Linked DNA regions of Mus musculus: region 2 is linked to region 1. Evidence: chromatin contacts called from ENCODE Hi-C or POLR2A ChIA-PET data. All regions are on one chromosome and are shown on one strand. Each heading gives the region's core, a stretch centred on a gene start or an enhancer-like site at or near the end of the contact. The rest is flanking DNA. Distances are from core to core; before and after follow the strand shown. Region 1 holds the start of Nbeal1 (neurobeachin like 1). Region 2 holds the start of Cyp20a1 (cytochrome P450, family 20, subfamily a, polypeptide 1).

Region 1 (5,814 bases), core at 933-3,432:
GAAGGTATACTTTGCAAACAACTTGTTCTTAACTCTGTCCTGATGGAGTGAAAGTAACTAAGGGCAATGGTGAACAGGTGTGGCAGTGTTAAGAAAACTTTCATCTAACACTCACATATCAACGGGAGAAGAGGCCTTTCAAACCTTATAAAGGCACATTTGTTCTTCATATCACAGAAAGAAGTCTTCAGGCACACATTGTAAATAGCTAGCTCAGCACTGCTAATGGTTTGCTTGTTTTGTGTTAACCCTTAGCCCAGTTGATCCTAGGGAGGAATACAGGGCTTTGTGCTTTTGAGACTATGAGGCAAACACACACACACACACACACACACACACACACAGAGAGAGAGAGAGAGAGAGAGAGAGAATCAGCAGACAAAGAAGCTCCAACACTGAGAATCTCAGAGACAAGGCTGCCCACCTGACCAGAGAAGGAAGAGTATAAACTTTGGAATGATTGATTGCCTCTGTTTCCACTCTGTTCCAGCCAAACTGGCTGGAGATCAGAAGGTAAGTGAATAGGCTGTTGTTAATCAGTTGTCTCCTCAGATCACAGGGTTTTTAAATAATGTTACTGAAGCTTAATGATTTAATTCCCGTCCTCTACTCATTGATGTTTGTTGTGAAGGATAACGGGAACTCTACATTTTGGTGACAGAATCACAAAATTTACTTTCACCTTTGATATCCAAGCTACTGCATGGTCTGCAAAACGGAATTATTTATCCTGTGATTCTTGACAAGAAAAACTTGTAGATTAATCTAATAAGCGAGAATAGATAAGGGCTGGAAGATGGCTCAGTGGTTAAGAGCATTTGCAGCACACAAGACAATGTTCCCAGCACCCATGTCAGGAGCCCCCACCCCCACCCAGACCTCCAGCTCCCAGGGATAAGATATCTTCTGGCCTCAGAGGGTATACAAACATATGTGGCACAAGGACGCACACAGGGCATGTGGGGGCATTAGTATATTTTAAAAATAAAGGTCACATAGTGAACCCCCATGATGGCATTAGTAGCTTTACATTTATTTATCTATTGTGCATGTGTATATGCCAGAGGATAATTTTCATGAGTAGGTTCTTGCTTTCCATTTAGTGAGCTAGGGTCTCTTGTTTGTGGCCAGGGCTCGCTGGCCCTCCAGTCTCCATCTTGCATTTCAGGAGGTCTGGCTTGCACAGCAAGTCATCTCCCTCCCTTTCCTTTCTTCTTCTTTTCTTTTGTGGCAAGGTCTCATGCGGCACAGGTTGGTCCCAGACTTGCTAGGTAGCCCATGTCAGCGCTGAACTCCTGATCTCTCTCCCTCCATCTCCTAAGTGCTAGATCACAGACCTGTTTCTTCAGGGTGGCTTCGATTATTTCTGAAGCTTAGTGATTACATATAGAAGTTCATTTTATTACTTTGTTTCCTTGTGTGTGCTTGTTAGGAATCAAACACAGGGCATCTCAGATGCTAAGCTGCTCTAAAACTGATTTTTTTATATGTTTGTAAAATTTCACAATAGTTTCTTAAATGTTTAGATTTAAAAGGTTAATCTTACGCTTTTCTCCTCTCTTAAAACAATAGCAACAACAACAACCTTAAGAAAGTGTGTGCAGCTAATAAGACTGCCTTTTGCTTCTTTTTCTGAAAGACGGAACTCATTCCGTACAGCAGTCTCCTTGGAACAGACACAGAATGGCAGTGACAGTACAAAGGCAACGACGCCAGAACAGGTAAAGATTTCTTTTCTTCTTTTTTCGCTTTTGAGCTCTGTCCCAGGACCAATCCCATTTCTACAAAGAAATCAAATCGAGATCCCTTCGAGACGCCCTAGGGTCGCCGGTCCTCAGCTGATTCGCAGAGGCGCCGCCAGGCGAGGAAAGTTCCGTCCGCCCCACCTAGCAGGGGCGGGGAGCGACGTCAGCACGTCGGCCCTCACGTCCAGCTGGGTGACTACTGACCGGAATGCCCAGGCTGGCTCCGACCGCTTTCAGAGCCTGAGCGAGGGCACTGCGGCTGCGCAGGCATGCCGGGGGAGGGGCTTCGGGGCTGAGCGGCCCTCGAGGAGCGGCTGCCGGAGGGCCGGGTAAATCCCCAGAGGCCGGAATGATTAGCCCAGGGGCTGCTCCGCCCCTGGCTCCTCCCACCCCGCGTCGGCGCTACCCCGCCTCCGCCTCCGCCTCCCGCCCGGCTTCGGGGTGACACGGGGCTTCGCCGCGGGCAGGGCGGAGGGCAGCAAGTTAGCCCGCGGCGGGGTGGCGCCGGCGGGCCTGTGAGCGTGGTGAGGGGACGCCGAGGTCGGGCGGAGGCTGCCGCGGGGCGGGAAGGCCCGGGGGAATGCGGCGCAGGGCTGCAGCCTGAGGGGCGGCGGCGGCGGGCGAGGGGGCGCGGCCGGCCCGGGCGGGTCTGGCTGCGGCCGGTTGGCGTGGGTCCCGGGTCTGGGTCCCAGAGCGCTCCGGGCCGCGCTTCTGAAGTTGATTGGCACGCCTGACGTTTGTCTCTCTTGTTCGTAACGGGGACGCAGGGAGGAAATGGAAAGGTCCCCGGACTGCTGCGAGGCGGGGTCTGGGGTCGTCCCACGGGAGGTGGTCCTTGCCACGGTGTGTGAGCCCCTTTCTTCTTGGGTGGAGAGGTGGAAGCCAGGTAGGCAGGATGACTTTCGCTGTGTGGATGGTTAAAACAAACAAACCAGGAATTCCTCGGGCCCTCCCCCCACGCCCTGCCCTGCAACGCAGCAAACATTCCCAGCAACTTTTAAGAAGCTGGCGAGAAATCTCGGATATTTGTTGTGTTTGATCTGTGCTCCTGGTTAAAGGAAGGCGTGAGTAGGGAGCCGTCTTCCTTCCCATCTACCGCAGTTTTGGTTGTGAATCTGCCTGGAAGGTTTTAGTATTTTATGTTGATCATTAGTCGTGGTGTGCCAAACAGGAGTTTCTGGAATATCTAATCACATTAAAAATTTATCCCTTTGAATGGGGTGATCAAGGCAGACGGATATCTGGATTTTTTTTTTTCAAATGTGGCTTAAAAAAACTTAGGATATTTTTGTATTTCACAGACCTATTTACGAGACCAGCTACCCCTGATGAAGAAGTGTTGGAGTAGTTGCTGAAATTGACCCTTATTGACCTGAGACAGTCTTATTTGTTCTACGAATTTTTTTTTTTGTTTTTTTTTTGTTTATTCCACTGCTTTGAGCTTTACTGTAACGGCTGATAAACTTGGAAAATAAAGTAATATGATATGGTCTTGAACCGTCTTTTTGAGGAAATATTAAAGTACCAGAGTGGAAAGCCAGAATGGCAGCCAGAGAGAGGCTCTTTGAACTTTGGATGCTTTATTGTACAAAGGTAATTTGCTTTCCTTTTATTTCTGTACTTAAAATTACTTGATTATAAAATTTTGTATCCAGCATTATGACCTTATTGTGTAGTGTGTTTGTGCATATTGATAATCCTGAACTGGCAGGTGTGGTGGTGCATACCTTTAGTCCCAGAACAGAGTCCTAGAACAATGCCGGGCCAGGTGGTGTTATGTGAGTTTGAGTCTATCCTAGTGGACGTAAGACATTTCCAGGACAGCCAGGGCTGCAATTCTCAAAACAGAACCCCAAACAACTCCCCCATCCTGAATTTAAAAAACATGCAAGAGAAATAAATAAATTTTAAAAAACATGTAAGAGATCTTGAATTTCCCATATTTATTTTTCAGTTTTGAGTACATTGACAATATTGGCCTGCTATTAAAAACTTACAAATATTTCTTTGATATATCTTCAGTGATCTCAAAATTATATAGGTAGATTGTACCTATAAAAGAAAAATAAAACTCTTATTGTTTGTAGGATATGTGGGGGGGCCACATGGGTGCCTTGGTACTTTTTTAGAGGTCAGGGGACAATTGTGTGGATTTGGTTGTCCCTCTCCACATTTATATAGGTTCCTAGGATTGAATTTAGGTCATCAGGATTGTGTGGCAGGTGCTTTACCCATTGAGCCATCTTATCTGCCCCAAATATTTTATTTTTCTGCTATTTTTTTCTTCCCTTAATTGGGGGTAAAGACAGTTTTGTTTGGACATTAAACTTTTTTTTCCCCCTTCCCCTAAACTTTTTTTAATCAACCTTTTAAATTATTTTTGAAGGTTATTGATTGAGGTAGTTATTACAGGATTAACATTATGTTAGCATATACTAGCATTATCTCATTTAATACTAACTAGGTTCTAGTGAGGTAGGTATTGTAATTATCCTTTTATTCGGGAGAACTGGTGTAGTTGTGAGTTTGGAATTCAGAAATATCTGATTCAGGCCTATCATTTTGCCATTCAGAAATACATTTCTTTGACTTCCTTCATGTAAATTTTTGCATAGTAAATTTGATCTTAGGCCATTGGGAAGGGTGTTCCTTAAAGGGTGTTTCTCAAGTGAGGATCTACGTTAGTACTTTGAAGATACAGCAATGATCAGAGAACCATTCATTCCCAGTCTGTTGGTTAACTTAGGTCTGTGTGGTTATGTTCTCAGATCACACAGCCTGTAGTTTTGCATTATATATTCAAGTTTGTTTTTGAAGTAAAATTTCATCTTACTAACCAGCAATTTATCCCGTAAGAAGTCATCTCATTTCCACTGTTATTTTTCTTAACTTCCTGGTTTGATAGTCATACATTTTTTTTGGTTTTTTTTTTGTTTTTTTTTTTCGAAACAGGGTTTTTCTGTGTAGCCCTGATTGTCCTGGAACTCACTCTTTAGACCAGGCTGGCCTTGAACTCAGAAATCCACCTGCCTCTGCCTCCTGAGTGCTGGGATTAGAGGCATGCGCCACCACGCCCGGCGATAGTTATAAATATTAAAGTATATATCTGCACATATATATCTATAGAAACACACACATACATACTTTGAAATGTTAATATAAAAATTTAGAATAGCTTTTGGGCTTATGTAATTGACAGAAATATCTTTTTAAAAATAAACAATCCTTCTAATAAAAAAGGAATCTATTTCATCTAGACACTGTTCAAAATAGTCAGTAATATGTTAGCCAAAAATTAAAATGAAATTTTAGTATGAATGTCCAATAATGACTTGTTAAAAAATATATTAAACTCACTAATTTTCACCATTTTCAGAATGAGAAATGGTAAATGAGATTACATTGTTTTACTAATTATGTTCTTTTTTTCTAGGTTGATTAAATATCTATGTATTGAAAAGATAGCATGTTATTGATACACATCGATTTTTTAAAAATTTATCTTACTGAATATAAGCATGAATTATTTTGTCATGAATTCTTTCTCCTTCCTTCCTTCCTTCCTTCCTTCCTTCCCTCCTTCCCTCCTTCCCTCCTTCCCTCCTTCTCTCCTTCCCTCCTTCCCTCCTTCCCTCCTTCCCTCTCTCTTTGTAGTACTGGGGATAGAATTCAGGGCCTTGAGTATGCTAGGCAAGTGCTATGTCCCCGAGCTACATTTAACCCCTACTGTCAAATTTTGAAACCTCCTTTCTTGGACAGAAAGATAAATCTAATTTTTGTGATTTAAATTAAACCATCTTTGCTCTTAAGATTTAATTTTGTGTTTCAAAAAGTAGTTGTTTAAAATGTGATTTTTTTTTTTAAAAAAAAACCACTTTATCAGTTCATGGATAATATACTTGTTAGGTAATAAGTTCTGCACTTGAATCAGGTAGCTACCAAGTGTACAGCTCACAGATTAAACCCACCTCCCTGCCGAGGATGCTAACGCATCAGTGATCTCTGAACTTTATATATAGTCTCTGTGCTTTTGTTTCTTCTCTAGCAGTTAGTCCCTCCAAACATGACT
Region 2 (5,814 bases), core at 1,078-3,577, 160 kb after region 1:
CACTTTCTTTTCCTTTTTTTTTTTTAAAGATTTATTTTATTTTATTATATGTGAGTACGTTGTAGCTGTCTTAAGTCACTCCAGAAGAGGGCGTCAGATCTTGTTAGGGATGGTTGTGAGCCACCATGTGGTTGCTGGGATTTGAGCTCAAGACCTAAGAAGAGCAGTCTGTGCTCTTAACCTCTGAGCCATCTCACCAGCCCCGAAGCAACACTTTGTAATATGTGAATATTTACAGTGTCAAAAGTTTAACCTGTTGAAGTCAAGACAAAAATTTTGGGTATTAAATATAAAAACATGTGAATGTACACTATATATAGTTATTAAATTACTTTTAAAGTTTAAAGAAAGAAGAGGTAGATTGGTTGCTGTCTATTTGTCTCTGGTGTTCTGTGGAGCTAGGAAAGAAGAAGTCCCAGAACCAAGGCTAAGCAAGGCTCCGCTGCTGATCTACACTTATCCTCATGTCTAGTTTTAGACTCCATTTCTGAAACACTGGGGCCTGCCTCTGTGGGTACTGAAAAGTCCAGAGGGTGCCAGGCTGAGAGCTAACTTAGGACTAAAAAACCCAGGTTGGGGGGTGGGGGTGGGGGGGGGGACTCAGTGCTGGAGCAGTACCAGGCAGGTACCAGGCATGATTTTGATTTGGGACTGGGAAGGTTGAGGACCAGATACCTTGAGAAAGTGGTACCTAAAGTTATATAGCTATGGTGCTGGAGAGATGGCTCAGTGGTTAAGAGCACTAAACTAGCTGCTCTTCCTGCAGTCCAGAGTTCAATTCCCAGCAACCACATGGTGGCTCACAACCATCTGTAATGAAATCTGACGGCTTCTTCTGACATGCAGGTGTACATGCAAATAAAGCACTCATATACATAGAATAAGTAAATCATTAATGTTATGTAGCTACACTGTATATTTCAAATTTTTATCTGCTGTTGATGTGGGCCATCATTTTGATGAGAAATGTCTTTAAAACCGATTTAAAAAACAAACCCTTGAAACACTCAGGGCAGTTTGAAATACATTCAGAGTTAAAAGCACAGCTCTTGCTGTGTGAGGTGGCCCATGCCTAAAATTTTAGCGACTTGTAAACTAAGACAAAATCAAACGTTTGAGGCCAACTTGAGCAATGTAGACAGCTTTGTCCCAAGACAGGAAAAAATGTGATTTCCAATCGACGAAATCTTGAGTGGAAGTATTGTTACAGCTTCAAAAAGATATGGCATGTTTTCAGTGAGGTATGATTCCTTCTTAAGCAGTAGTCATTACAGGAGCTCTAACTGCAATTCCAAATGACATGCCAAACGGTATCAAGAAAATTTGATATTCAAGCTATAAAATCTATAAATTGTTTTAGGATGCTTTCACTAAATGTAGTGCCAATAAGTATCAGGCTTTACCTTATACTAACCCATGTTAAAATTTCTGAGTTGGATAGAACAGAAGGATCTCAAATTACAGTAATGCTCTGACCAAGCAATGTTTGAAAAACATAAGCACACAACATTGCTTTGCCAGTGCTCAGTGCTTCCTAGAACGCCCAATAGTACCCTCCACTGGCTACTCTATATGGTATTATTTTGAATGAATTGATTTTGATTTAATGAGGCAGGAGCTCAGGTAACCTAGGAATTGGTTATGTAGTTGGAAATGACTAAACACTTGATTTTCTTGCCTCCACCTTCTGACGCTGGGATTACAAATGTGTGCCAACCAGCCAGGTTTATGTGGTGCTGGGGACTGAAGCCAGAACTTTGTACTAGAAAAGCAATCTACCTCCCCAGCCTCTGGTTTTCAGTTTTCCATAGAAGAAAATGGAGCTTGCTAAATTCAAGGAATTTATTGCAAATTATCAGTAACAGAAATCCTACCCACTGTCTGCCACCGTGGCCAGAAATCCTACCCAATGTCTGCTACCGTGGCTAACGCCTTTAATTCCAGCACCAGGAAGGCATCTATTAGTCAGAGGCCAGCCTGGTCTACATAGTTCCAATCTAGACAGGGATACATAGTCAGATCCTGTCAAAACACAGAAACCAGCCACGTTCACTGGAGCGCTTTTGAGCAATAAGGAGCATCTAACGGTGCCTAGCTCTTCAGCCATGCATGCAGGTGTCCAGGTGAGACTGGCTTCGGTTGTGAGTCCTACTTAAATGTACTTAAGTCTACTTTGTGCAAGCGGACTGGTGTCGCACGCAGCTTGATTCTAGCCAGGCCAGGGTGGGACCCGGGCCTGGAGGTTTCCTTGTGGCCTGTGAGTCGCCAGCAGACCAAGGGTGACGCCCAGCACGGGCGTGGCGGGGCGACCGCGGCTCCTATTCGCCGACCGCCTGAGGCCACCTCCCTCCCCAGCTGCGGGCGCCACCACGGAGCTCACGGCCGAGGACCGCGCGGGCGGGCGAGAGGAAGCATGCTGGACTTCGCCATCTTCGCCGTGACGTTCCTGCTGGCGCTGGTGGGAGCGGTGCTGTACCTCTACCCGGTAACTCCCAACTCGGGTTTCGGGGGTGCGCCTGCGCCGCGAGGACCTGGGCGGGCGGTCGGCCGGGAGCGCTTGCGGAAGAGCCACGTGGCTCCGCCCCGGCGTGCGTTCCCCGTGCGCATGAGTGCTGTGGTCGCTGAGCTGTGGTCCTGGGCGGGTCCCTCATTCTCCCTGTCCCGGACGGGTTTTGGGAGGTGGCGATCAATTCATTACCTTGGGTGACTTTGGAGACATTGACTTCTTCGAGCCCCAATCCCATTTGCTTCTACATCAGGGGAGAAACTCCTTCCATCTTTTCCTAGCATCCCCCTGCATATGCCCCGGCACCGTTGTTGGAATGGGCGAGCTGAGCTCCCCAACCCAAACTTTGTCCACCTGTCCTTTTCAGAGGGGAACCTCTCAAAACTCCGGAGTTACTGTTAAGGAACTTCCTTAAAGTGTATTGTATAAAGCTGGGCGTTGCATACATCTGTAATCCCAGCCCGGGGTGAGGAGGATGGGGTGGGAGCTCAAAGCTCACCCTGGACTACATCAAACCCTGTCTTTAAAAGAATATGTATGTACAAAGTGTGGTGGATTTATGGAAAAGTGGAAAGGTAGTGAACAGCCCCGGGTAGATGAATGGTGATGGAGATGCCCCTTAGAAGTGTCCTGTTCTGAGTTAGTGGTTGATTAGACTAATATAGAAACCACATACCTGAACTCCTGAGAAACAAAACACTGATATGAAGAAGTTGAGAGCTCAGGCCTTTCAAGAATAAGAGGACTGTGTCCTAGCCAACTGGAGCGAATGTAAAACCAGACCGGGAAGACAGATGGGTGTAAATGGCTGAAAAGCTATTCAAAGGACTTTTAAGTCTGCGTTCTACTGGAGGATTTCAATGGATAAGTGGCTATTTTAGTTTAAAGGAAAACTGGGAATGCTGTGTTGGGCCTGTAATCATAGCACTTGGATGGTGGAGGCAGGAGAGTTCAAGGGTTTCTTCCAAAATGGACCTGAGTTCTAGGCCAGTCTGGATCACATGAGCCCTTGTCTTAAATTTTAAAATTTGTATACTAGAAAAAAAATTAAAAATATATGTGGCAAAAAAATGTCTTCAATTCATTCCTTTTAAAAAATGCAAATCTTGGAATCAAGGGATTTTCAGCTTTAAAGGAGAACTTTAATTTGCAGGCTGGCCGTGTCTAATTCCCAGACACTCTGGGAGCTCTGGTGGGAGGATTGTAAGCTTGAAGCCATCTTGGGCAATGAATGTTGTGAGACCCCACTTCAGAACAATCCTAATATTATTAGTAAAGTTTTCTGATAGTCGTCCCGCTACTGTGTTAAGAACGGACTGTAATTATGGGGCTGAGGCAAGGGTGGGGTTAGAGAGAGTAGGCGGAAAGATAACTGCTGTCATTTTGGTGAGAGATGGTGTGTGCTTGAACCCCAGTGTCATAGCACATGGTGAGAAATACAACATTGTTAAGATAAAGCCAGTGAGACGGGATATAAAACTCGAGGCTGAAAGAAGCTGGAAGAAAAACACTTCTGGGGGTGGAGATGGGGACTGGCAGATAGAAGAATGGATTTCCCCATGGAATGTGAAGATTTTGTTTAGTTTGTATCTTGGTGGGAAATTAATGAGGTTTCATAGAGATCAGAAGTTTGGGGTTACGTGAGCCAGGTTTAAGATGCCTGTTTGACATCAAGTGAGACAAAATCAAGTACAAAAGTCTTGAGGTTTAAGGTTAAAAAACCAGACTGGAACAGTTTGGGAACTGCCAGTGTATATATTGTATCGAAGCTAGGAAGTTTGTTCCAGTCTCCTAGAAAATTTAGATGTAGGAAAGAAGAGGTCCAAGGACTAAGCCCAGAATTCTCCATATTAGATAGAGGCTGAAGAGAGGAGTTGGGGTAAGGGAGGGGAGGACCGTAAAGACCCCTGGGGAGGAGCAGTCGGACCCGACAAAGGCAAAGAGTCATCCATTGAGTCAAGTGTGGCAAAATATGCCAAGGAAGCTCAGGCTGGAGAATTCAGGAGTATTGATAATCCAAGATGAGCGGCTCCTCAGTGGGATGATGAGGTGATGGCCGAGCTGGAGTGTACCGCAAGGTCCTAAGGATGCAGAATTCTGTAGAGTTTTGCCCTACTCCCTAACAATTCATTCAGCCCTTAGAGTGGTTCGTATCCCCAATGCGACTGATGAAAAACCTAGGTTTTCATTTATCAATTGGAGATAGGGTTTGGGTTAGGGAAGGGAGTTTGTGTCCACTTCTCTCAGCACTGGAACCCATCTGATGCTGGCCATGGCCAAACGACCTTCTGTGAGTCGTTTGTGCATTGGCCCTGCTATGTTTAGAAAGCCTTGTGTCTCTGGTTTCCTTCAGACCCTTTGGCACTTAAAATCTTTCCATTTCCTCTTCTGAAAAGTTCACTGAACCTGAGGGGAGTGATTTGATGGGGACATCCTGTTTAGGATGAAGTATTCCAGGATCTCTCACTCTCTGCATTGTCTGGCTGTGGCTCTGTGTATTTGTTCCCATCTGCTGCAGGAGAAAGCATCTCTGATGATGGCTGGGCAAGGCACTGATCAGTGTGTATAACAGAATGTTGTTACTCATTTCATTGTTTTGTTCCTTGAGCAGAACAGGAGTTTTTTGGCTTTCTCAGGCACCCAGACCTGCTTAGTCTCAGGTTTTTGTCCAGTGTCAGGAATGGGTTCCATTTCATGGCATGGGCCTTAAATTCAAATCTTGCAAGCCAGTCATCATTGTAGATCAAAGGGATTGTAGCTGGATTGGTGTTTATCTTTCTCTTTGGCAGCAGGCAGAGCTCCTTCCAGTACGCTGAACACTAGGTCGGTGGGGGTGAAGGTTCCAGGTGGGCACCAGCTTGACTTCTCTGTGTTCAATGAGTATGTATGTGTTGTCTTTTGCAAGAAGGTTTTACCATTAGTTGTGTCAAGAAACCAGTAGCCTGGGCTGTTTGGGGTCTCACATGGAACCCTTTTGGTCAACAAGTCAAGTAGATGTAACCCATTCTGGTACTGGAAGCTTCATTTGGTGACGAGAGATGGCAAGCTAGAATGCTGCCTCCTCTGTTACTTTGAGATTTGTTTTAAATTACTTTCCTATATGTATGTATTTTAGGATGCTTTTAGTACTGATTTAGGTTTCCATATGACACCTCAAATGACCCTTAATTTTAGCTGTTTCTCCTCCTAGTCCCTCCCTTGGCGCCTTTCTCTTCCCCCTCCCTGTTTGATCCTCCTATTGCAGTCTCCCCCACCCATCCATAACTATCTATTCTATTTCCCCTTCCTAGAGAGAGCCCTCCCTCCCC

What was found. Hi-C counts contacts between places; a loop is a spot of excess contacts on that map. ChIA-PET counts read pairs that join two places held with the same protein, here RNA polymerase II (POLR2A).
Region 2: a map of left cerebral cortex shows a loop between it and region 1 (10-fold over the local background). The contact joins the promoter of Cyp20a1 here to the promoter of Nbeal1 in region 1. A Hi-C loop is called at or near these places in 1 of 37 maps with a recorded cell type or tissue (left cerebral cortex). POLR2A ChIA-PET finds 5 or more read pairs at or near these places in 2 of 5 experiments (both embryonic stem cell).

What each region holds. Positions count from the first base shown.
Region 1 is chr1:60,178,417-60,184,230 of GRCm38, forward strand. It overlaps Nbeal1 (neurobeachin like 1), which reads left to right and starts at 2,183. Exons shown (of 55, transcript NM_173444.2): 1 at 2,183-2,269; 2 at 3,047-3,338. The coding sequence starts at 3,288.
Region 2 is chr1:60,340,973-60,346,786 of GRCm38, forward strand. Cyp20a1 (cytochrome P450, family 20, subfamily a, polypeptide 1) reads left to right here and starts at 2,328. Exons shown (of 13, transcript NM_030013.3): 1 at 2,328-2,485. The coding sequence starts at 2,414.